Regions from separate parts of the Mus musculus genome. Here regions 1, 3, 4 and 5 are each linked to region 2. The links are chromatin loops, found by intact Hi-C in ENCODE. Cell type or tissue: heart. All regions are shown on one strand. Region 1 overlaps Exoc6 (exocyst complex component 6). Region 2 holds the start of Hhex (hematopoietically expressed homeobox). Region 3 has its middle 16 kb from the start of Gm32294. Region 4 has its middle 17 kb from the start of Gm41842. Region 5 overlaps Gm41842 (a long non-coding RNA gene).

Region 1 (5,000 bases), 130 kb after region 2:
GAACTTCACACCGAGGAACACAGGCAAATAAAATTCAACATCAGAAATTTAAGAAAGTATCCCTTCATTTTTTTGGACCTTGCTTCTTCAGGGAGCCCAGGCAAGCCAGATAAGTCTCACAATGTGTTTCCTGCTCTGGTGCTGCAGACGGGCAAGACCAGTGGCTCAATCCCCTTCTTACCTTACAGTGGGGTGGGGTATGTTAGCTCTGTTAATAGAAACATTTTTGTTTGTTTGTTTGTTTTGTTTTTGTTTTTCGAGACAGGGTTTCTCCACGTAGCCCTGGCTGTCCTGGAACTCACTGTGTAGACCAGGCTGGCCTCAAACTCAGAAATCCGCCTGCCTCTGCCTCCTAAGTGCTGGGATTAAAGGCATGCACCACCACGCCTGGAGAAACATTTTTGAATATTTCAAATTTCAAACGAACGTGAGGAATCAGGTAGCCATTATCTTATAAAGCATTACATTTATTTTATTAGATTTATGTGTGTTTTGTCTGCATGTATGTTTGTGCACCGCATGCATGCTTGGTGCCACAAAATTCAGAAAAGGGCCTGGGACTGGAGTTATGGATGGGTTTAAGCCACTGTGTGGGTGCCGGGAGCTCTGTAAGAGCAACAAGGGCTCCTAACCTCTGAGCTTTGTTACTAGCTTCCTTATAAAGCCTTTTAAGAGCATGTGTATGTAGCAAATTAGATAAACTGTTTCCCAGGCAAACATACAAAGAATACGTACGTGTTTTATAAACTAGAAATCTTTTCCAGGATTAACAAAAGAAGTTGGATCTTGTGTTTCTATAGCTCCTCCCACAAAGTTCTTAGAAACTCCCAATTACTTTGCAGCCAGAGAATACCTCATTAGTATTTGACTGTCCAGCCAATTTCAGGATACCTTAACCTTTACTTGTGTTATTGTTGTTATATTAATTTTTAGCAGTTCATTATTATAGATGGTTTGGGGGGAAAGCTTGCAAAATCAGCATCATGTTTCCACATAGTCTTCCCATTTTAATTTGGCTTTAGGGACTTATCTCTAGATTGTCAGGTGGTGCTTCCCAGTTTTTTTTTTTTTTTTAATGTCATTGTACAAATTGGCTGATGAGATGGCTCAGCTGGTAAAGGGGCTTGCTGCTAAGCCTGCTGACCTGAGTTCAATCCCTGGAATCCATATGGTAGAAGGAGAGCAAGCTCCTTCAAACTGTTCTCTGTGTGTGCACCATGGCACAGGTGCATGTGCACACACATACATACATACATAACATACATACATCACGGTAAATACAGAAAGATGAAGTAGGTGAAACAGTTCATACCTCTGTTAGAAAGCTTCAGTTGTTTTACTAACCCATGTCTTTAGCATCATCCACACACACCATGAATAAATTATCAAGTAATCTATTTGTAGGTATTTAGTGCCGATCTAGAAAAACGAAGCACAGTTTGATATTCAATTCATCTAATTAAAGTCAGTGCTGATTTTTATCAGCCTGTGATATATATATATAATACACATACTTTTTATACATTTATTTTAAAGTCAAATAGTGACTATAATGTAATATTTGATAAAGTGTTTGTGTGTGTGTGTGTTCTTTCAGTACCATATGGCAATTAAATGTCAGGTAGCGGGTAACAGACAGAGTTGTCTCCTGTGCAGGGCTGGCCACTCTTATAGAAGCTTGAGTTGGGAGAATTTTTGTTGTGTTTATAGTTCTGTCTCACCACGTAAATGCTAATTTTAAAGTAATAAGTAACAAGATAAAAATAGCTTTAAAAAGAAAAATCTAGCCAGGCATCTTAGCACTTGGGAGGCAGAGGCAGGCAGATCTGTATGAATTCAAGGTAAGCCTGGTCCAGGACAGCGAGAATTACACAGAGAGACCCTATGTCAGCAAAACAAACAAACAAATAAACAAACAAACAAACAAAAACAAAAGAGAAATCTTATTTTTATTTTGCTTTTATACTTCTCAGAGGTCAATTAGACTGTTCGATTGATGTACTTTGAGGCAGTTGTTAGATTGCTGGTTCACCTGGTGGTGAAGAGCGCCCTCTGGTGACTAACTCTTTTTATATCCTCACACTTCTGAATTGAATATAAAGGTGGAAGACCTCATCATTTCTCAAGTATCTGAGAAGATAAAAATACACTAAACAAAGTTGATGTGGTTTTCGAGTGAAAAAGATAGTATAGACTTTGTGTGGAAGGCTTGTCAAAGTTGCATGATTGGAGAGTTATCTAGTGTAAAATGCCGAAGGAGCTGTCTTGAGCTGAAGCTGGAAAGAAATGTAAGCTATATTGAGGCATATGTAGGATAAAGCATCTTTGTAATGGAATCTTCCCCCTGAATTAAGTAGTTTCTTAAGCAAATGTCTTGCTAATTTAAGTTAGATGGGATCTGATATTTGTTTAAAAGAAAATAATTCCAGATCATGTGATTTTTTTTTCTTTAAAAAAAAAAACACTAAATAAAGAGCCTTTCTCCTACATGGCCTCTTCTTCACTATTTTTAAATAAAGCTTTATTTACCTCATTGGTGTTTACATAGTTGTCCCTGAAAACCCAGAGCCTGGAAAAGACTTGAGGTTTACAGGCCCATCTCTGGCTGCAGCTCCAGGTCTCAGGTGGATTCTGAAGTGCTTCTGAAGAGACTGAATTATTCTCAATCCTTAATAGCCAAGGATGAAAACTTATGATAGCAATAAGAGTGGTATTCGGAATCTAAGAATTAAATTTAAACTTGAGATTACTTAAAGATAAATGATAAGCAATTTCATGAATATGAAATATTAAGTGTATATTAGAAATATACTAAGAATGGTATGCTGGAGACGAAGCTTGATTTGGCATCAGAAGAACTGGCTAGAAGGTAGCAAGCCGCTCACCCTGAGAGGAGGGAGGGCATGAGACGGGCTTCACTGCTAGAGATGCAGATTCAGCCTCCTGTGTGAGCCGAGGACCTGGCCAGAGTGTGCCCTTGAGGCTGATATTTGAAGAGGTAGAAAAGGGACTCACGGGCCTCAAGTCAGTGGCTCCTAAAGTATTGCCAGAGATGTGTTTGCGAAATTTCTTCTCAAAAAGGTTTTAGAAAGATTTGACACCACAAGCTGAAGGTAGGATCACTAGTGCCCAGAGATGCTGGCTGGGTTTCTCTGAGTTTTTAGCGTTTGTGAGTCTTTCTCCTTTCTCTTTCTTGAAAGCAATTAAAGTTTTGTGGTGGCCACTGTAGTGTCTTTTGGCATAACACTGCAGACCTAGGCCTGGACCAGCTTGCTCTTTCTTTCTTTCTTTCTTTCTTTCTTTCTTTCTTTCTTTCTTTCTTTCTTTCTTCCTTCCTTCCTTCCTTCCTTCCTTCCTTCCTTCCTTCCTCCTTCTTTCCTCCTTCCTTCTTTCTTCCTTCTTCCTTCCTTTCTTTCTTTCTTTCTTTCTTTCTTTCTTTCTTTCTTTCTTTTCTTTCTTTCTTTCTTTCTTTCTTTCTTTCTTTCTTTTCTTTCTTTCTTTTCTTTCTTTCTTTCTTTCTTTCTTTTCGAGACAGGGTTTCTCTGTGTAGCCTTGGCTGTCCTGGAACTCACTCTGTAGACCAGGCCTGCCTCTGCCTCCGGAGTGCTGGGATTAAAGGCGTGCACCACCACCACACCTGGCTTTCTTTCTTTCTTTCTTCTTCTTTTTTTTTTTTTTTTTTGGCCAATTATATTTCTTATTACAAAATGTTTAAATGGTGTTTTAGGGAAAAATAATTATGTTTTGGGAGGCAGTACATTTTATTTTCTTCCTAGATATTGTATGATGAACTTATTCTTTATCATGAAAACACAGTGAAAGAAAAAAATATTGAAAATGCTACAAGACTGTGTGCTTTATGATTAAAAATGACTGTTACCAGAAATGAATCCTTTGTTACATTTCTGTAAAAACATAACTTTTTTTCACCTTTCCTTTACCAAAATAAAATCGTAAAGTATTTCTTGTGGTACCTATCAGAACACAGACGCAGGTCAGCTTATCAGATTACGGTTGGTAATAAAAGCGTTAATTTTTACTTCACCCTTTAGATGTTAATTTTCTCATTTTAAACCACTAGGTGGAGTCCTATACAAATAATTCAAAAAGGCATCTTTGAAAGCTAATTCCCTTGTTTAAATCCCCAAAGCCCCATAATACTAGACCACAATTTACAGAACCTCTTAGACCTGAATGCTTGGCGTTGGTGTGTGAGATGCAGAAGAGAATGGGTTCTGTCCGTGCTTACAAAGCTGAACTGCGTGGAAGAGAGTGTTTTTGTGCATCCCTACTTGCTAAAATTAAAACACAGGAATAAAATCTTTAAAAAATCATGTTTACTTTCAAATCACAAGGAATTTTTAAGATTTTGAGTTTTGCACCTGTGTAATTGCTGTGTAGCGTATAGAACCTTGCTAGAAGATCCCATTGTGTTAAGCATTTGAAAGGGTGACCGGCTCTTATCTTGACGTCACTGTGTGCGTGTGGGGCACTGAGGTGCCACCTTAGTGGGCTAGAGGTTAGGAGCACTGGCTGCTCCCCCAGGGACCTTGCTTCGGTTCCTAGCATGGCATCTCATAACTTCTGCACGCCATGGATTCTGTATTCACATGGTGCACAAACATACATGCAAACAAATATGGATACACATACAATTAAAACAAATCACTAAAAGTGTTTTGAACAAAGGTGCCTGCTGCCTTTAAAAAGGCAGCCCTTTAGGGACTGTGGAGGAGTGCTGCGGGCTATAAGCACTCTCAGGTTTTATCTTGTTGAGTCTGTCATATTTATGAATATGTGTGTGTTTGTAGGAGCTTGGTTAAACGTCTCGGTAGATATTAACAATCCTGGGAAACAACCTTTTAAAAATAGTTTAATTCGAGCCCAGCATGATGGTGCACACCTCAGCACTCAGGAGGCAGAGGCGGGCTGGTCTACAGAGTTCTGGGACAGCCAAGGCTGTTAACACAGAGAAACACTTATCTTGAAAAACAAACAAA
Region 2 (5,000 bases):
GCAGGGACTGAGTGAGCAGAGTTGACCAGAGGGAGCAGAGATCCTAAAAATCCCCAACAACCACATGAAGGCTCATCTGTACAGCTACAGTGTACTCACATACATAAAATAAATCAATCTTTAAAAAGTATCTCGCCGGGCGTGGTGGCGCACGCCTTTAATCCCAGCACTTGGGAGGCAGAGGCAGGTGGATTTCTGAGTTCGAGGCCAGCCTGGTCTACAAAGTGAGTTCCAGGACAGCTAGGGCTATACAGAGAAACCCTGTCTCGAAAAACCAAAAAAAAAAAAAAGTATCTCATTGTGTTTGATGTGTGTTTTGGGCACTCCAGCAGCCATGGTGCTACAGGGCAAGTCTCTCCACCTCTTTCTCCCCTCCCCCTCTCTCATGTGGGGTCGGAAGCTTGAACTTGAGTCCTTGTTTCCAGCATTAAGGGAGACAATCTCCCATAGGCTGCGCCACCTCACTGGTCCCAAATGTTTTATATTTGTTCTGGCATTCTCCCAGTTTTCCCACCCACCACTTCTTTATTTCACTTGAGTTCAATGGACTTAGAAATAGCATAGTTTACTACGTATTTTTTCAACTTCGCTATTGTGTGTAATGCGACACAGCAAGCAGACAGAGGGCAGAGGACAACTGTGGAATCGGTTCTTCCTTCCACCATGTCTTCCCTGGATCGAAGCTCAGGTTGCCAGGCTAGCACCTCCTCGATGATGTATTTTTCAAGGCTTAAATAACCCGGAGTTTGCCCACCGGAAGCCCCTTCAAGCAGTCTGTTGTCTGGCCAAGATGTCTTTGCGCTCACCAGAAAGAAACCTCCCAAGGTTCAGTTCTCCAGGTATTCAGAAGTCTACTCTCTTTCCAGCCCTGCCCGAAGTTAGTTAAACTTGTTCTCCTTTTTATGGTTCACATAACAGGGTGAACACACGGAGATATAGCCTTACCAGCCCCCAAGGTTTTAATTCTAATAGCGGCGCTTCACACTCACTGGTTTGTTTGTGCTAATTAACGGCTTTTGTCTGTCATTATTCTGAAAGATGTCCGTGACTCCATCCCCAAGCAGTTAGGAACCTTTATGTCAAGTCCCAAACGGGACAGGTGAGAAAAGCCCAGGGCAATAAACTGACAGACTCAACTCAAGTGCTCTTCTGACTTGGAGTCACTCACACCCTAGGCTCCTTGACACCTACCTATCTTTCAAACATTATTTCCTTTGGGAAGACTTTTCCTTTTTCAAAGTGACTCTCTCCTTTACCCGAAAGGAGGGGCTGGAGCTCCTTAAGGTTTCGACCCTTACACACGATTTCTCCCTAGTAGATGTGACTGTGTTCGTTTCCTGCTTCCACCAGGGCAGAGACTGCCTCTCTCGTTTGCTAATGACACACAGTAGTTGCTCAAGAAAATAAGGTGTGAAGTGAAACTCGGACCCAGGTCCTCTGGCTATTTCGCCTTCAGTCCCACTGCAGCTGAAGATTAATTCCAAAGGATAAAACTAAATATCTCAGTTGAAAAAAAAAAGCCAGGGAGTTTTTCTACTAATAGAAGTCCTTAGCAGAAACTGCCCAACTCAAGGTGTGGTCACCCCAGGAGGGCGTCAATCAAGAAAATGCCCCTTTGCCCCAGAGGCGAGTGAAGCCGCACAGAGCTGAGGCCACACTGAGCAGCGCACCACGGCTTTGAATAGAAAACACGTGTAAAACCTCAGAGGCCGGCTAAGCGCAGCTGTGTCCTTCAGGGCCTGGGGACAGAGGTCCAGGAGCACCTCCCACCCCCATTGGATCGAAGAACACTGCATAGCCTCTGTCCTGCGCCATACGATTAAGGTTCTATCTTGATACCGGTCTGGAGCAGATTCCGTTAGCATCCAGGGAGGTGGCCGAGCTAGGGGGTCCTCAAATAGGTCTGGAACACCTGCAGCCTCGCTGTCAGTACCCGTCTGGGACTAGGACGCAGCCAACGGCTTGGGTCTTCTCCTTGGAGCGCCGAGCTGCGGAGGTCCCCCGTTCTAGACAGTGCCACCGTTACCCCAAGAAGCGCAGCCTTCTGGCCGCCCGAAGGTGCCATCCTGCCGGCGGCCTCCTGGCCCGCAGAGTCCCATCGCTTCTCCAGGTTCCAGAGGCTGCCCGAGTTTCAGCAGTGGCGCCATCCCGTCAGGATCCGCGCCCCGCGGCGCACGTCTTGTGACCTCCTCTTCGACGGTCGCAGTCGCTCGCTAGGTGCCTGGAACCTCTGGGGGCGCCTGCGGCGCAGGAACACCCTGGCGGAGGGTCCCCGGAGCCCCACAGCCCGTGCGTCTCGGGGGCGGGAGCTGGGCCGGTGGGGGCGGATCGGCGCGGGGGTTAGTGGGGGGCGGAGGCGAATCTGAAGCCAGCGCCATTGGCCGCAGGGCCTGGCGGCAGGAAGGGGACCGAGCGCGGCCCCACCCCGCGGCTGCCCGAGCCTATCGCCTGGAGCGCAGAGCGCAAATAAATGTAGCGCGGCGCCGCCGGCCGGCAGCTCTCTGCGAGGGGCTGCGGAGCGGCCATGCAGTTCCCGCACCCGGGGCCCGCGGCTGCGCCCGCCGTGGGAGTCCCGCTGTATGCGCCCACGCCGCTGCTGCAGCCCGCTCACCCGACGCCCTTCTACATCGACGACATCTTGGGTCGCGGGCCCGCCGCCCCCACGCCCACTCCCACGCTGCCGTCCCCCAACTCCTCCTTCACCAGCCTCGTGTCCTCCTACCGGACCCCGGTGTACGAGCCCACGCCGGTCCACCCCGCCTTCTCGCACCACCCGGCCGCCGCGCTGGCCGCCGCCTACGGCCCCAGTGGCTTCGGAGGCCCTCTGTACCCGTTCCCGCGGACGGTGAACGACTACACGCACGCCCTACTCCGCCACGACCCCCTGGGTAAGGCGGCCGGGGCCGAGTGAGGGCGTCCGTGAGGAAGGCGCTCCCGGCGGGTGGCAGCGCGCGGGAGGCGGCAGGGGCGGACGGACGGGAAGCGCAGTGGAAAAGTTGCGGCGAGCTCTCGGAGCGAGCGGCTCGCGGGTGCATGCGGGGCCCCGGTACTGGGAAGCTCGGCGACTCAGATTGCTTTTCCTGCACCTTGCAGACGTCGGGGCAAGCGTAGTCGGGAGAGACCTGGGGCTCCCGGGGAGGTGGAGGAGGGCGGCCCTGGCCACGCGTGTCGCCCCGGGGTGGGTGGGGGACTCCCTTAGCGAGCGGCCCGGAGAAGAGGACGTCGGGGCGCCCTGAGCCTGGCCCCTGCAGGGCAGGGAGAGCTGCCTGCCCGGGCGGTTCCTGGGCTGGGCTTGGTTCAACAAGCTTGTGCAGTGAAGGAGCCTGACCCTTTCCGTTCATACAGGAAATCTTGAGTTCTCGATAGGAGTAAATCTGGTTTCTGAAGCTGTTAAGTGTTTTCCTGGCTGCATGAAGCAGACCCTTCCCCCGGAGTAGTGCACGCTGCTGATTATTTTATCGACATCCTCAATACAGACAAATTCAGGAAACACTCGACGTCTGATAGCCAGGATCCGTTTTTCTGATATTGTTCATTTCCTCTGTGTGGGATGTGACTTTATGGCAGCTAAAATAACCAGTTGCTTCCTCTCTGCCTCTCCCGCCACCCCCCACCCCCATCTTTGGAGGCTGTTTTGCACCAAGTCTGAAGCCTGACGCAAGCAAAATCTCGGGGGGAAAAAAAAACAATGCCAACTTTCAAAATGTTTAGGTGTAGGTCTGTGGACATAGGGACGGACGGACGGACAGACGCACCACCATCAATTTGGAGAAGGAAAGTGCAGACCCCGAACAAATACTAAGGGCTACACGTTGGCAATTTGGGATTTTCGAGGCTTGTCCTCACAACATTCCTAAGAATAAATACGCGATGGTGACCGGGTTCAGGGCCTCAGCCTCTGAACCAGTGGGGTCTAGAGTGAATAAGAGGGGGCTCCAGAGTTTAAAGTCAACAGTTTGGCAGCTTAACTGGGGACCTGGGAGACAATTAACATTTTAATGAATTGGCATTTTAATGCCAGAATTATTAAGAGCCGCCTCCAGCGCTCCTCTCTTCTCACCGCTACAGGGATTTGGGGTGTGAGTGTTATAATTTTGTACATAAAATTTGTATTTAAATTTTTCAGCGTGCAGAACATGAGTGTGACCGGCCGCAACTCTGTACCCTCTGGGGCAGGAGGGTACAACGTTTTCACATAGCTCGCCCTGGTTTCCTTGGGTTTCTGCTAGGCCTGAGCAGAAGGAAGCAAATTTTTTTTTTTTTTTTTTTTTTTTTTTGAGACAGACCAACAGGAAACACATTGACGGAAATGTTGCCATAGCCCACGGGGTGGCTTTAACTGGCCGCCCCCGCAGGCCGAGTGTGAAATCAGAGGAGGCCCGGGCGCTCTCCAGCCACTTTGGAGGCCCCACTCGAGGCCTAACACCCGCGCCCTGTGAGCGCTTCTGTGCGCCCAGCAGGCCTTGGGAAGTGCTCTCATAAAGAGCGCACCCTGAGTCTTTTGCAAAAGTTAGTGCATACAGAAGAGTCGGTTCGGTTAAATAAGATAAGGTTTAAGGCCAGCAGGGGTTCTTGGGGGTTGAAAAGATTTGTTTGCATTTAGCCACAGGTGTGCTGGGCGGGTAGTGCCGTGTCTTGAGTATCCAGAGCTGGTCTGGGTGGTAGAACGGCTAATCTGACTTTGTGTGCATTGGTGAGGAGTGTGGAAACATCCATTAACCTGAGCATGTATGTGATAGGAACATGGTTGCGTTCTGGATCGTGTCACTTGGGACCAGGTAGATCTGGGAACTGTTCAGAGGGTGCCGGGGCCTTGGTTAACCACAGCTCTTCTGGCCCACAGGCAAGCCCTTGCTCTGGAGCCCCTTCCTCCAGCGACCTCTGCACAAAAGGAAAGGCGGTCAAGTGAGGTTCTCCAACGACCAGACCGTCGAGCTGGAGAAGAAGTTCGAGACTCAGAAATACCTCTCCCCACCCGAGAGAAAGCGTCTGGCCAAGAT
Region 3 (5,000 bases), 75 kb after region 2:
TTATTGAATTAAAATTATCTAAAATTTTATGATAATGTTGATACTATCATTTATTAACCAGCAGTAGGTGTTATGTCAAAAGTTCTTCTTTTTTTTTCTTTTCTTTTCTTTTCTTTTTTTTTGGTTTTTTTGAGACAGGGTTTCTCTGTGTAGTCCTGGCTGCCCTGGAACTCACTTTGTAGACCAGGCTGGCCTCGAACTCAGAAATCTGCCTGCCTCTGCCTCCTTAGTGCTGGGATTAAAGGTATGTGCCACCACCACCCGGCTATGTCAAGAGTTCTTACATCATCTCATGCCATAATTTTATTACACAGATCCTATTAATTAGCTCTTATTGTATGACTGTCATCTTTCTAAACACTACACACACACACACACACACACACACACAGAGTTTCATTTAATGTCCTCAACACTACGGCAAGGGTAACATTACTGTCCCAGTTTTTCAGATAAAGGATCTGAGGCTTACAGGTGGCTGTTAGTCTGCTTTAGAGAGTATGAGAAAAACTACAGGCAGGGAGTCCAAATTAACAGAATTGATTTTCTCACAGTTTTAGAAGCTAAAAGTCCAAAGCCAGGGAGGGACTCACTGGCTCCTGACTTGGCGTCTTTTTGTGCTTTCTTGCTTCAAATACCTTATTCTCTGCCAGACAGCTCTCTGATACCTCTTCTCCTTCTTATAGGTACATCAACACAATCCAATTACAGTCTGCATTGAGACAGGATCTTACTATACAACCACAGCTGGCCTGGAATGCATGCATTACATAGCCCAGATTGGCTTCAAACTCACAGGATGACTGTACCTCTGCCTCGTGGGATGCTGGGATGAAAGGCAGGAGCCACAAAGCTCAATCACACATTCCTTTTAAATAAGCCTTTCTCTTTCTGTTTCAGTTCTTCAGAAAGCTTGCTCATCAGTTCTCACTAGTTAAAAGCTGGAGCAAATGGAGCTGACTTTGCCCCTGTAGCTTCCTCCTAAAACCTGGCTTGATATCACATACTTACTATCTCAGGGTTCATTGGTCCAGGTCTACCTGGTCTAGGTGAACATGAGGGTGAAGAATATCAAAACGACATGTCCTTCCATGGTTGTCCCTGACTCTATCTTTGGAATTCTTGCTTCTCTGCTCCAGTTCCATGACTCACAACTGGTTACAACTACTATGTCTGGTTCTGGGGTTCCCTGTCCCATTTGTCTTGACAATGGACAGATGCACGCTCTCCTAGCCCCATGCAGCAGTGATACGTGCTGGTTGTTTCTAGTTCTTTTTCTGCTGCTATGAATTGGCTCACACCAATTATGACGGCACAGGAGGAGACCCAAAGGAGCTGGTGATATGCTCTTAGTTGTGGAAGTTGAACAATGTACCATTAAATTATTGTATTTATTATTATTATTAATTTATTTATCTTTTGGTTTTCAGACAGAAAGTCTCTGTGTAGAGTAGGCTGGTCTTGAACCCCTGCCTCTGCCTCCTGGGTGCTAGAATTAAAGGGGTGTACTACTACACCACGCTCAGTGATCTTAAATTCATTTATTTATTTATTTATTTATTTATGTTTTTTGATTTTTCGAGACAGGGTTTCTCTGTATAGCCCTGGCTGTCCTGGAACTCACTCTGTAGACCAGGCTGACCTCGAACTCAGAAATCCACCTGCCTCTGCCTCCCGAGTGCTGGGATTAAAGGCTTGTGCCACCATGCCCGGCTCAATCTTAAATTCTTAACTTCACTCAGTACATGGCTGTGTAATTTCAGTCTCTTTGGACCTCCACTTTTTGACCTGTAAAATGGGTTGGGAATGTTTGCTGTATGGATACCAAAGAGTGGGTGAGTGGGACGCATGCTGATACAAAAGTAGATCGCACCTTAAAGGTGTGTGCTGTAAAGAGAAATAATAAAGTTAGTTGCAATAATGACACAAATGATAAAATTTGAGTACTTTTTATAAGGAGATAAGTCCCCCCAGAAGTCTGATGTAGAGGTGGGGCAGACGGGGAAAAACAACCTTTGTTGGAAACTAAGTGTTAGAACTTCCATGGTCCAAATGAAAACTGACCACCTGCCACGGAAGATGAAAGCCACTCTCTTCAATATAAAAGGAAAACTTAACTTCTCCTGCTAGTCCTTCCTCATGCGGGGTGCTTGCTAAGGGCTCCCCACTAGATCAGTGGTTCTCAACCTTCCTAATGCTGCGACCCTTGAATCCAGTTCCTCATGTTGTGGTAATCCCCAACCATAAAACTATTTTTTGTTGCTAGTTCATAACTGTAATTTTGCTACTGTTATGAGTCGTAATGTAAATATTTGTGCTTTCCCAGTAGTCTTAGGTGACCCCGGTGCGACCCTCGGGTTGAGAACCGTTGTTCTAGACGGCCTTTAGAGACCAACTTCGTTCATATACCAGTTCATGAACACTATAGGAGAAAACTGGATACAGAGTGCTGGTGGTGCTCTCACACTGGTCGGCAGAGCTTTGGCAGCTGCTCTGGCTGCTGTAGAGTAGGCTCCAGCTCCTACACTAGTGCCACTGAACCCCCTCAGGGTGCTATCTCGGCTCGCTCAGACTTGGAGCCACTCTTCCCGGATGCAACTGCCGAGGGCGCCCTCTAGAGGTCGACTTGCTACTCTTGCTGCATCAGTCTGTGCCTTCAGCAGTAACAAGCTACCCATAATAGGAATCTGCAGTATGTTGTGGGTGCGACCTGGAAGTGGAATACTAAATTTTAACTGAGCCACAAGATTTGAAACAGGCTTTCCCCGAGCCGATCGTGTACAAGGGAAATGCCTTTGTTGATAGGGCTCACAATAGGGATAGCCTCTCTGGAATACCCTGACTGGGGCAGCAACATTTAGGAAAGGGTAGACAAGAGCTTTGAGGTATTTTAAAAGAGAGATTAACACTTATTGTAGAGGCGCTAATCACTGAGCGAAATAATCAAGGGCCAAACTACAAGGTGTTAGCAAAAAGATTAGAGAGTTGGGGTGTGAATATTCAAAACTGGGTATGGGGAACCTGGGTACACACAGGAAAAAAAAAACAAAACATGAAAACAACAACAACAAAAACTACAAACATAAGAGCCTGAACTGCTGGTGTCCCCAAAGCAGGGCTCAGGAGTTATCATTAAAACTATTAAATGCTGAATGTTGGTACAGTGCTTAGTTTGTATCAGGCACACAGTAAATAAATATTAGGTTCTGTCACCTCTTTTGTTTATTAAAGTTCATTGTTTAGGATATTAAGAAAATCAAAGAGAAAAAAAAAGGGTTTTGTTTGTTTGTTTGTTTTGTTTTTGTTGTTGTTTTAAGAAAGTAGAGGAGAGCTGGGCCGTGGTGGCGCACGCCTTTAATCCCAGCCCTCTCGAGGCAGAGGCAGGCAGATTTCTGAGTTCAAGGCCAGCCTGGTCTACAGAGTGAGTTCCAGGACAGTCAGGGCTACACAGAGAAACCCTGTCTCAGAAAAACCAACCAAACAAACAAACAAAAAAAACCCAAAAACCAAAAAACAAACAAACCAAAAAACCCCCAAAAAACAACACAAAACAAACAAACAAAACAAAACAAAAACAACAAAAAAGAAAGTAGAGGAGAGTCTGGCTAATTTATTTATTTATATTTATTTATTTTCATTTATCTATTAAAAATTTGAGGAACAATTTGCTTTTAGGAACCGATCGCTCCGAGGCCAGGAGTTTCCAGAACTTTTGCAATCAAGGACTGGCTTGCTCTGATCATTTCACTTTCTTTTTTTGGAACAAGTCAGAGCCCCCGAACAGCCTAGAACTGAGAACTTGAAAATGAAATCAGAGCACAAGAGGAAATGGTTTGATATCCAAATCACCAGTGTTGTAGGAGATGGTTTTCTAGGAAGCGTTTGCAGAGAACCTAATAAGATAGCGGAGAGGAGGGCAGGCCCGGAGAGGAGGCTTCTGGGAGTTTGTGGAGTTCCGAGAACGAGGTGTTAACTTTAAAAGAGAACAAGGGACAGAAATCCAAATCAGAGTTGGTTTTTTTTTTTTTGTTTGTTTGTTTGCTTTTTTGTTTTTAAGAAGTGAATACTGTATTCAGAATAGATAACATGGGGGGGAAAAGTCATTTAAATTGAGCCGTTGAGTGCCTGTCTTTCTTGGTGCTAAATTGAGGAAGAGGAGGGCAGGAATGTGTGCTGGCCTTCCCTAGGGCTATTGAAGGGCAAGTTTGCAGGCCTCTGTTGGAGAAGTTTCTCTGGCCTAGATTGAGAGCAGTACTAATATACGGGATCAAAAGTATTTAGAAGCAGTTTGAGAAAGGGCCCGTTCTGTAAAACAACCGAGGAAGGTGCCCTTAGGGCCTATGACCTTCCCACATGTGGGCTTTTGATTAAGTTTACCGTTCCAGGCATGAACTCCCTCTAGTAGAGCAGGCCTCAAGTCAATCCCAAGTGGGTTGGTTGTCCCTATTAACAGTCATACCACTATTTTACCAGTAATACCTCCTGCCCGGAACGTCTGTATTGTAGTATTCAGGATTTGCTGCTGGATACCACTGAGGGCATCTCCCCCAGCAGTCCATATAGCAAGCAGTGCTATGAAAACTAGCCAGCAGGGAACACATTAGAAGCCCCTTTGAACCCTGTGGTGGTTTGAATATGCTTGGCCCAGGAAGTGCCACTATTAGGAGGTGTGGTCTTGGTGGAGTGGGTGTGGCCTTAGTGGAGGAAGTGTGTCATTATGGGCATGGGCTTTAAGACCCTCCTCCTAATTACATGAGAGCCAGTCTTCTCCTAATAGCCTTCAGATGAAATTGTAGAACTCGCAGCTCCTCCTGCACCACACCTGCCTGGACGCTGCCATGATCCCACCTTGGTCATGGTGTCTGTTCTCAGCAGTACAACCCCTAACTAAGACAACCAACCACCTTGCCTTACTCTCCCCCTAGAAGCAGCTACTGCTATCATTGTCATGTCCTGAGATCTGGTTCCCTGCTTTTATATGTATAAGACTATCCATATCC
Region 4 (5,000 bases), 95 kb after region 2:
ATCCCCAGCTCTACAACAGGTTTGAGGTCGTTCTGGGTTACAGGAAACCCCGTCACAACATTAGAAATGAAACAAAGTAAAACAAAAAGCAAAAAATAAATTCCCACGTAACCATTTAAATGAGCCGGCATTTATACCAATAAAGACATGAGAGGTGTGAACAGAGGTGAAAACCTGCTGGTGCAGTGAGGGGAAATTTATTTTTTCAATTATATACAAAATATCTATTTACAAGCCTGATTCTACAACTACCCTACTAGCTCTTTAGAAATCTCTTTCTTTGTCGTTCTACAGAGCTAGCCTTCCTCTCTCTTGAGCTCCTCCAAACCCAGGAGGGCTCCTGAGCGCTCTTTCCTAGAATACTGCTGTTGTACCTGTGTCCTGCCAACTGCTTCTCTGTTGCTCCTGCAAGCCCCAAACGAAGAAAGTACCTACCCTTTACCTCCTTCCATAAAGGCTCTTCCAAGCAGAAATAGTTAAGGCTCTATCAAAAGTCCAATTGCTTATAAAAAGACGTCTGTACGCCCCGCCCCCCTGGCAGACTGAACCATGTCACTGTCATGGCGGTGGTGTCAGTAGGGGCAGAACAGTTTCACCTTTATGGTGGGGTGGCTTGAGAAGACCATAAGACCTCTTCCAAGCAACTTGCCTTGAAATAGGCAAGAGCTTTCCATTCTTTAGCATTCTTATCTAAGGAGGCTTTTAGAGGCACACCCAAACTGCACCTCTACAGGACACACCTGAGTGCATCTGACAAAGGCATTATCTACTTATGCTTTTATACTTGGCTAACAAAAAAGATTTTCTTTTTCTTTCTTTTTTTTTTTCTTTTTTTTTTTTTTAGTTTTTCAAGACAGGGTTTCTCTGTGTAGTCCTGGCTGTCCTGGAACTCACTTTGTAGACCAGGCTGGCCTCGAACTCAGAAATCCGCCTGCCTCTGCCTCCCGAGTGCTGAGATTAAAGGCGTGCGCCACCACGAAAAAAAGATTTTCTATGTACAGCCATCAAAAGTCCTGTAACATCCCCACAAATGAAAAGCAATGGGGGTAGAAGGAGCTATAGACTAAGGACTACAAACATGGCTGCTCTCTTGAAGGAAACGGGAACTCAAAATGGTAGTTTATAGTCACTCTAAGGAATGTTATGTTTTGTATTGTATACTATGTTACCGCATATAGCACATATAATATCTATCTATCTACCTACCTAAAGGTAGATATAAGTATAAACACATGTACATTTAAAGTTCAGGGTGGGATTGTAGATAAATGGTAACAAGACTACTGTAAAAAAAAAAAAGTCCAAAAAAATTCCCCATGTTATACTCTCTGAGTGAGGATATTTTACAATTAAGTAACTCATATTTAATTATATTCAGTGTCACTTACGGAAGAAAAGAATTCCAAATACATAAAAATAAACCTGATGAGGCTTTGTCTTTTGATTAATGTTTTTTTTTTCCCACCCAGCAGGAAAACGTTTATTAACAAAAGTTTTGAGAACAATAAGGCAACTGCAGGTTATTAATATGAAAATAGTGTTGATTGTTTCTTCTGAAGAAATCTCCCTGGGCAGCCCGTTTCCTGAAAAATGACTCAGCAAAACCGCCAAGAAGAGCTGCTGGTGTTCAATACAATTGTTAGGTCAGGGCTTATTTCTTATCTATAAAAGTCTCCTTTTGATTGATGGCTTGGACTTCTTTTCAGTAAAAGGCTTTGGATGGAAACGATTTCTAAATGTAAACAAATGCCTTTAGTATTAAAAGGAAAACATTTCCGTTTGTTTAGTACTATTTCCTGATTCGGTGCTTGAAACTATTTTCGATGGAATTGTTTGGTTTCAAAAAATGGGAAAGAGAAGGATTGTTTAGAAGAACGTGTATAAAAGGAGGGGTTCCATGGCCCTGGGCAAATGGCCCAAAGAAGCAGGTGTCCTGAGCTGTGGCCTCCAAGCAGGGGTCCCTCTGATCTTGTGGAAGGAAGGGAGTCTTTGGCACTTCGTGTTATTATAGGTCTTGTTGCACGTTCTTAATTCCCAGCTCGGTGGAGGAGATCTAACAGAGACTAAATGATTCAGAGAGCCATTACTTAAAAAACTAGAAAGGTCTAATGTGATTTCCAGTGATATTTTACCAAGGCAATTGTAAACAATAGGATGAGTGGCCTACAGCGAGGCATGTCATTAATCCTAGCGATGGGAGCCTGAGGCAGAAGGATTCTCCAAAATCCAGGCTACTCTTGGCTTCATAGCAAGTTCTGCCACTCTGAGATACAAGAGATGCGTTCTCAATATAAATACATACGCCCAGAGAGATGGCTCCGCAGCCAAGAGCACTTGTTGCTCTTGCAGAAGACCCTGGTTTGATTCCCAGCACCCACATGGCTGCCAGCAACGATCTGTAATTTCCTTCCCTAGGGAGCCAAAGCTCTCTTTTGACTTTCTCGCACACCAGACACTCGTGTGGTACACAGACATGCACACGAGCAAAACACTCATATGCATAAAATAGCCAAATATATGAGCAAGATGAAACTTTATTAAGAACAGGAGCTAGTTTTGGGAGTATGCTGAGCCCGCCCCGGGCTAAGCAGCTAAGGCTGCTGGGAGAGTCAGTTTCTTTCAGGGTAGCCCTGAGAGGCTGGCTGCTTTAGCTGTAGTAGATGGCTTTAGGCACATATTGGATGCACTATGTGGACTCAGAGAACATGAATTTAGGAGGGAATAGTGGAAGTGAGGATAGGGGAGGAATTCAAGAATGGATTTGAGCAAAACACATTATACCAGTGGTTCTCAACCTATGGGTCGCGACCCCTTTGAGGTCACCTGAGACCATTGGAAAACACAGATATCTACATTAATTCATAACAATGAATTATGGGCGGATGGATACAAAGGGATGGGAGATGAGTAGGCTTGGGGTACATGATGTGAAATTCTCAAAGAATCAGTTAAAAAAATGGTTAAGGGTCACCACAACATGAGGTAACTGTATTGAAGGGTCTCAGCATTAGCAGGGTTAAGAGACGCTGCATTCTACGCATGTATGAAATTCTCAAATTAAAAAGAAAAAATTTTAAAGTTCTTTAAGTGCTGAAAGATGACCACTAGGTGGTGCTGTAACCAAGCTCTGTGACCACAGACTTGGCAGTGTGTATTGGCGAATTCAAAAGTGGAGGAGACCACCAAGTCCGGCTTGAAATTTTTCAATGAGAAGATCCTAAAATAAATTGAAGCTATATAGAGCTTGAGTATTTATTTGGTGAAGCTATTTCTACTCCAGCAATTTCTTCCACTGAGAATTCAGACTGAGGGAAGGCTATTGTAGAAAAGATTTGAGCTGTCTCTTAAAAAGGTGTGTGTGTGTGTGTGTGTGTGTGTGTGTGTGTGTGTGTGTGTATGTGTGTGTGTGTGTGTGTTCATAAGAAGATCCTCTGGAGCTGGGGCTATAGGTGGTTATGAGTCATATGATATGGGTACCAGTAACTCAACGCTGGTCCTGGTCTTCTGTAAGAGCAGTAAGTGCTCTTTGTTTTCCATCATGAGACATGGTTTCTCTGTGTAACAGCCCTGGCTCTCCTGGAACTTCCTCTGTAGATCAGGTTGGCCTTGAACTCACAAAAATCCGCCTGCCTCTGGAGTACTGAGATTAAAGGCATGTGCTACCACTGTAGGCTGCAGTAAGTGCTCTTAAACACCAATCCATCTCTTTAGCCCTGAGTCTTCTTTTAAAGAAACCCAGATCTTCACGGAAATAGACAAAAAGAATAATCATTATTAATACTGACATTTTGAAAAGTTATTGTCAGATTAGAAAAAAATTACCTATTTAATTGAGGAGCAAACATCCCTCGTGTTCGTTTTGAGTCAGTGCTGATTGACTATTCCCGCTCAGTCTTCCACCCAGCGATTGCTCACTGTGTGCCTGCTGCATACCAAATATCCCTCGATGTTCTCTGAACCTGAAGAAGTATTGAAAGAGCCGACTAGGGAAGATGGCAACCAATTTCTCTGTAGAACAAGAGGCTTTAACAGTCTCGTAAGATGAGTAAGGGGCTGGACTCAGTGGATAAGAGAACTTTCTTCTATTCTAGAAGGATCCAAGTTGTTTCTAGCACCCATTTCTGGTGGTTTACAAACTCTAGCACCCTCTAGTTCCAGGGAACACAATGCGCCCTCTGCTGGCCTCCTCAGGCATCCCAACACTCCCAGCACACACTCACAGAGGCACATGGATAAAAGCAACCCTCCCCCTTTAAAAAATGATGAGAAGTAGTACCAGTTAGCACCGACTCTTAAACGTCTAACCCTCTCCTAGATGCATTTCTAATTAAATGCTTGAAGGTCGAGTCACCCTCACCACTGTGAGAGGAAGGCGCTTTGCTGTTAGGGTGCCCACATTATAAATAAGAAAAGCTGTTTGGGAAAGGGGAGCTAGACAAAGGAAGCTGCATATATAAAGGCACAGGGACAACAAAACCATAGCCTGTTCCAAGAACCAGCTTGGCTGAACTATCAGGATCACGAGAATATTCAGAGAAATGCTGTGCCATCTGTGATTTTTATGAACAGAAAAATCTGAGGCATGGTGTCAGAAATTCAGGAGATGATTTTGCAAAATTCTTACCATCTAGACATTTATTTTAACCCAAGTGTATGCGGTTTTGAGGTACTATGGGATATTTTTGAAGTATTTTATTTTTTAAAAGGACTGTAGGCATATAACAAATTGAGAAAACAGATCCATCGAACCATCACAAACCTCTTGTAGTGAAATATTATATGCTGATGATAGAAAAAGATATAATGGCTCTGTGGGAACCCATAGATTTATGCCATAGCTCTTTGCTAAAGAACAGACTTCCAAACACCAAGCCAAATAAATAATGAACCATATCTCCTAAAAGTAATATAATGTCTGCAGGTTTTTAAAAACCCAGTTAATATCTTGAAAGATCTCCTAATGTTGAAATCATATCAGTACAATGCAGCTTTTAACTATT
Region 5 (5,000 bases), 110 kb after region 2:
CTTAGTTTTATATATCATAATATATACATATATACTATATATGTATATATAATAACTGTGTAACATATATGCTTTATTTTAATATGTAATTTAGAGTCACAGTAAACAAAAACAACATCTTGAAGCTCTGATTAGTTGGGAAATATTAAACCATGAACATTTAAAAAATAAGTTTTAAAGATTTATTTTTAAAACTTTATTCCTGTGAGTACACTGTAGCTGTCTTCAGACACACCAGAAGAGGGCATCAGATCTTATTACAGATGGTTGTGAGCCACCATGTGGTTACTGGGATTTGAACTCAGAACCTCTGGAAGAGCAATCACTGCTCTTAAAGGCCGAGCCATCTCTCCAGTCCTAAAAATAAGTTTCAAAGATCCGTTTATTTAGCTTTTTACGTGTCTGAGTATTTTGTTTGCATGTTTGTCTGTGTACTAAGTACATTCCTGGTACCTGCAGAGGTCAGAGAGCATCATAGCCCCCAGAACTGGAGTCATGGACAGTAGTTGTGAGCAGCTATGTAGGTACTGGGAACGAGACCCAGGTTCTCTGCAAGAACAAGTGCTCTTTTTTCTTCTTTTAAAATTAATTTATTTTTTAAAATTTAATTACATTTCAAGTGTTACCCCCTTACCTGGTTTCCCTACCTCCCGGAAACCCCTTATCCTATCCCCCCCTCCTCCTGTTTCTATGAGGGTGCACCTCCACCCACCCATCCACTCCCGCCTCTTCACCCTCGATTCCCCTACGTGGGGCATCTATCGAGCCTTCATAAGACCAAGAACCTCTCCTCCCATTGATTCCTGACAAGGCCATTTTCTGCTACATATGCAGCTGGAGCCATGTGTACTGTCCATGGTTGGTGGCTTAGTCCCTGGGAGCTCTGGGAGGTCTGGTTGGTTGATATTGTTGTTCTTCCGATGGGGCTGCAAACCCCTTGAGCTCCTTCAGTCCTTTCTCTAGCTCCTCCATTGGGGACCCTGCACTCAGTGCAATGGTTGACTGCAAGCATCCGCCTCTGTATTTGTCAGGCTCTGGCAGGGCCTCCCAGGAGACAGCTATATCAGGCTCCTGTCAGCAAGCATCTCTTAGCATCCACAATAGTGTCAGAGTTTGGTGACTGTATATGGGATGAGAACAAGTGCTCTTAACCTTTGAACAAGCTATCTTTCCAGCCCAAAGTCATGAGATTTTTAAAAAAGAATTTTGTAGTTAAAACATTTTAGTTATGAGGTGGGGTACCTTCAACACTGGCATTGACCATAGAACCTTATGAAAATCTCTTTAAATAGCTCATTTTCAGGCTCAGAAAGCCACAGATATATTTGGCTTCCTTGTGTTTCTGAAGTTTGTATTTTTTTAAGATTTATTTTTATTTTTTTAATGTGTACACGTGTGCATCTGCATATAGCACATGTGTGTGGGTACCCACAGAGACCAAACGCAGGTATCGGGCACTGGAGAGCGAGCTGGATTTACAGGCAGTTTGTGAGCTGCCCAATGTGGGTGCTGGGGACCTGATCTCAGTTCTTCTGGAAGAGCAAGCACCCAGCCACGGAGCTGTCTTCCAGCTCTGTAGTATTTTAAAAGGAGTTGCTGAGCTGGAGAGATGGCTCAGAGGTTAAGAGCACTGGCTGCTCTCCCAAAGGACCCAGGTTTGATTCCCAGCACCTATGTCATTTGTAAGTCTAGTCTCATGGGATCTGATGCCATCTTCTGGCCTCTACGGGTAGCAAGCATGCTCATGGTACACAGACAGACATGCAGATCAAGCACTTATACACACTACATAAGAAAGAAAGAAAGAAAGAAAGAAAGAAAGAAAGAAAGAAAGAAAGAAAGGAAGGAAGGAAGAAGGAAACAAAAGAAATTGTTTCATTTATAGTGGAGCATCCCAGCACTCAGAGGCTTGTCGTTATGAAAGTTTAATTTGGTTGCATAACATTCAAGGGAGAGAGATATCTCTTTTAAAAATCATATTCACTAATACTTAATATTTAGGGCAACACTATAACCTCCACTTATTCTCTAATCGGAGTTGTATATTGTGCTGCGTTTTATGGGTGTAAGCATACTGTTCAGGAAAAAAAAAAAAAAGTCAAGCCAGGCGGTGGTGGCGCATGCCTTAAATCCCAGCACTTGGGAGACAGAGGCAGGCGGATTTCTGAGTTCAAGGCCAGTTTGGTCTACAAAGTTAGTTCCAGGACAGCCAGGGGTATACAGAGAAACCCTGTCTCGAAAAACAAAAACAAAAACAAACAAACAAACAAACAAACAAACAAAAAGCCATAGGGGTATAACTTGGTTGGTAGAGTTACCCAGCATGCGTGAAGCCACGTGCTCTACTCCCAGCACTGAGTAAGGCTGCATGTGGTGACCGGATGCCTGCAATCCAAGGAATAAGTTCAAGACCAACCTGGGAAAATGGGGTCTTCTCTCTTAAACAAACAAACCCGAGATCCAGCTCAGTGATTGGGTACTTGTATTTGTGACCATGGGTTCAAACATAGAACTGCAGTAAGTAAGTAAATAAACAAATGTCAAGAAGGAAGGGGCGCTGGAAAGATGGCTCAGTGGCTAGGAGCACTAGCTGCTCCTACAGAAACCCCAGGTTCAATGAGCTGGTAACTCTCAACAATCTGAGTTCAATTTCAGGGGATCTGATGCCCTCTTCTGGCCTCTTTGGGGAGCAGCAGTCACACACTTGGTGAACAGACATTCTTCAGGCAAAACACCTACACATGTAACATTTTAAAACGTGGTTTAAAAGGGAAGGGAAAGAAGAGAAGAGGAGAGAGAGAGGGAGCAGGACGGAGAGAGAGAGGGGGGCGGGGCTTACTGCTTTTTCAGTACCTTGGCAAAGTCCAGGCTCCTTGACTGGAGTGATCTAAAGCCACTCGTTGCTCTTTGGCTGGAGATGAGGCTCCAGCCAAGCACTTGCCCAGCAGTGCAGAAACCACAACGATAACAACAAAACCAACGCAATAAAAACAGCTGATGAATGAATCAAACTTAGGGCTGATTACTTTTGAACTCCTTCGAGAACTGGCTCATATTTCATGAAAACCTGATTGTATTTGGCCGCAATACCAAAATTTCCTGCGATTGTTCTCCACAGTGGGGTCCTGAGTTTAATGGGAACGTGGGTTCCTGTGTAAGGGTTCGCAACAGGGATCCACCCTGCCTCCCGCTTTGTTTTCTCTCTTGTACTTACAAGGCATGGTCACTTGGGGTCACTGCACTAAAAAAGTGGACCCTTGGGACTGGCTGGTGGGCAGGAACGCTGCTTCTTCTTTCCTTTCCTTTCCTTTCCTTTCCTTTCCTTTCCTTTCCTTTCCTTTCCTTTCCTTTCCTTTCCTTTCCTTTCCTTCTCTTTCCTTTTCAAGGGTTTCTCTGTGTAGCTCTGGTTGTCCTGGAACTCATTCTGTAGACCAGGCTGCCCTTGAACTCAGAAATCTGCCTGCTTCTGCCTCCCGAGTGCTGGGATTAAAGGCATGCGCCACCACACCGGGCCGGAACGCTTCTTTTGTAGGGTTTACTTCTTTTTGTTACAGTTCTAGAATCACATATCTTTTAGAAGAAACTGAATAAGATTAGCACATCTCGAGAGCATTAAGATCCTGTGTCTATTAAAGGGTTCTTCACAGCAGGAAGGGATGGAGGGTGCGGGCGGAGTCCGGGAGCAGAAATATACCTAGCCTGGTAGAACAGGTTTTGACAGCATTAAGGTTTACCTGGATGTAGCTGCATTGCTCGCGTAGCAGATATCGAGGGCATGCAAGGCCCTGCTTTGCCAGTGAGTGTTGACCGAGTGCCCGAGTTAAGAACATTGCCTAGAAGTGGAGGTAGATGTCTTGATTTGTTGTTCACCACCACAGTATGTGTCTCACAGGGTGGGCACAGACCCTGAGGACAGGACGAGATGTGAGCCTCCCTAATGCTAGATCCAGAGGGACTGCTGAAGGGGTTCTGAACCATGAGTTTAAAACAAAGACGTATTCCATTTTCCTTCTCTGTGATAGCAGGAAACAGATTTCATGAGGTTTCCACCAAGGGAGCTTTCAGAAAAATGTCAAGGCTCCAGATCCTGGGAGCCCCGATGCCCACCCATGTTATTGTAGCAGTGCTTAGAAAAGAAGGACAATTGTGGCTTGCTTTTTAGTTTTATTTTATCAAAGAGGAAGTTAAATTGTTGCCCTATACAGTTTACTGAAAAATACCTGGTAATTTTAGTCTTCCGTGCCAATGTTGATAGAACTGTAAGTTTACATATAACTATACTTTATACATACACCATCTCTAATCCACACACAGTTTGGTGAGCTAGGGAGCCTTATTGTACCCGATCCACACCTGAACAAACTGAGGCTTAAACTAGTTAAGACCTCCCTGAAGCAGAACGTGTAGGAAGAGGTGACTTGGAATTTGACCCCAAAGCAGTAAAAGCTCCAGGCTAGGTCACCTGCTTTCTGCATTCTCCTCCCAAAGGCTATGTTTTCTTGAGCCTGGCTATTGCTTCAGAGTCTAGAGGTTAAAGTGTAAGTTATTGATGACTACAGGTTTTCCAAGTCAAACTTGTACTCTTCGGGTTAGTTTCAAGCTGGACAGAGAAGGAGTTCTTGTCCTGACAGTCTTCTTATTGTATCTTCTTGATTTATCTTTCACTTTCCTGGGGAGAGATTTTGGGTGAGTCTCTGGCAGTTAATATCCATTGCCCAAAAAAACCTTAAGTATATATTCGAAATCTGCCCATGTGTCCTACCACCCCCATTCCCTTTCTCAAAGCAGACTGATGAAACCACTTACCTCATACTCCCCACTCCCCACCTTTTTGTATTAAAATGTGCAGATAAGATAGTGGGCTGAGGATGTAGCTCAGAGGTATCGTTGCTAGACAACTCAGGTCTGTAGCTGTAACTAGACTCTCAGGTTCATTACTCACAGGAAAAAAGATAGTTGTATGACGTCCTAGGTTTGCGCTCCAATGTTGGTGAAAAAAT

Evidence for each region. Hi-C counts contacts between places; a loop is a spot of excess contacts. Peaks named below come from ENCODE experiments on the same cell type or tissue, not always from the same donor. Only the 100,000 strongest peaks of a DNase experiment are listed, where the experiment ranks them.
Region 1: it touches region 2 in a loop (2.8-fold over the local background); 2 of 42 quality-filtered maps call a loop at or near these places.
Region 3: it touches region 2 in a loop (3-fold over the local background); 19 of 42 quality-filtered maps call a loop at or near these places.
Region 4: it touches region 2 in a loop (3.0-fold over the local background); 5 of 42 quality-filtered maps call a loop at or near these places.
Region 5: a loop joins it to region 2, with 3 times the contacts of the local background. A loop is called at or near these places in 3 of 42 quality-filtered maps.

What each region holds. Positions count from the first base shown.
Region 1 is chr19:37,561,901-37,566,900 of GRCm38, forward strand. All of the region lies in intron 1 of Exoc6 (exocyst complex component 6), which reads left to right. Among named protein-coding and RNA genes, the nearest start is that of Exoc6, 14 kb to the left of the region's middle. In heart, CTCF peaks have their summits at 2,049 (motif pointing left) and 4,072 (motif pointing right); no DNase peak of the experiment used is centred here.
Region 2 is chr19:37,432,346-37,437,345 of GRCm38, forward strand. Hhex (hematopoietically expressed homeobox) reads left to right here and starts at 2,496. Exons shown (of 4, transcript NM_008245.3): 1 at 2,496-2,888; 2 at 4,844-5,000. The coding sequence starts at 2,525. In heart, a CTCF peak has its summit at 2,234; DNase peaks (open chromatin) are centred at 2,386, 3,376 and 4,366; H3K4me3 peaks cover 3,389 bases; H3K27ac peaks cover 1,905 bases; H3K27me3 peaks cover 3,403 bases.
Region 3 is chr19:37,507,315-37,512,314 of GRCm38, forward strand. No RefSeq gene overlaps it. Among named protein-coding and RNA genes, the nearest start is that of Gm32294, 16 kb to the left of the region's middle. In heart, a CTCF peak has its summit at 2,615 (motif pointing left); a DNase peak (open chromatin) is centred at 2,607; H3K27me3 peaks cover 723 bases.
Region 4 is chr19:37,527,197-37,532,196 of GRCm38, forward strand. No RefSeq gene overlaps it. Among named protein-coding and RNA genes, the nearest start is that of Gm41842, 17 kb to the right of the region's middle. In heart, CTCF peaks have their summits at 3,110 (motif pointing right) and 4,184 (motif pointing left); no DNase peak of the experiment used is centred here; H3K27me3 peaks cover 446 bases.
Region 5 is chr19:37,540,957-37,545,956 of GRCm38, forward strand. It overlaps Gm41842 (a long non-coding RNA gene), which reads right to left. Exons shown (of 2, transcript XR_877841.1): 1 at 4,807-5,000; 2 at 4,148-4,669. It also overlaps a transcript of Exoc6 not described here. Among named protein-coding and RNA genes, the nearest start is that of Gm41842, 2.9 kb to the right of the region's middle. In heart, CTCF peaks have their summits at 2,669 (motif pointing left) and 3,227; a DNase peak (open chromatin) is centred at 3,105; H3K27me3 peaks cover 522 bases.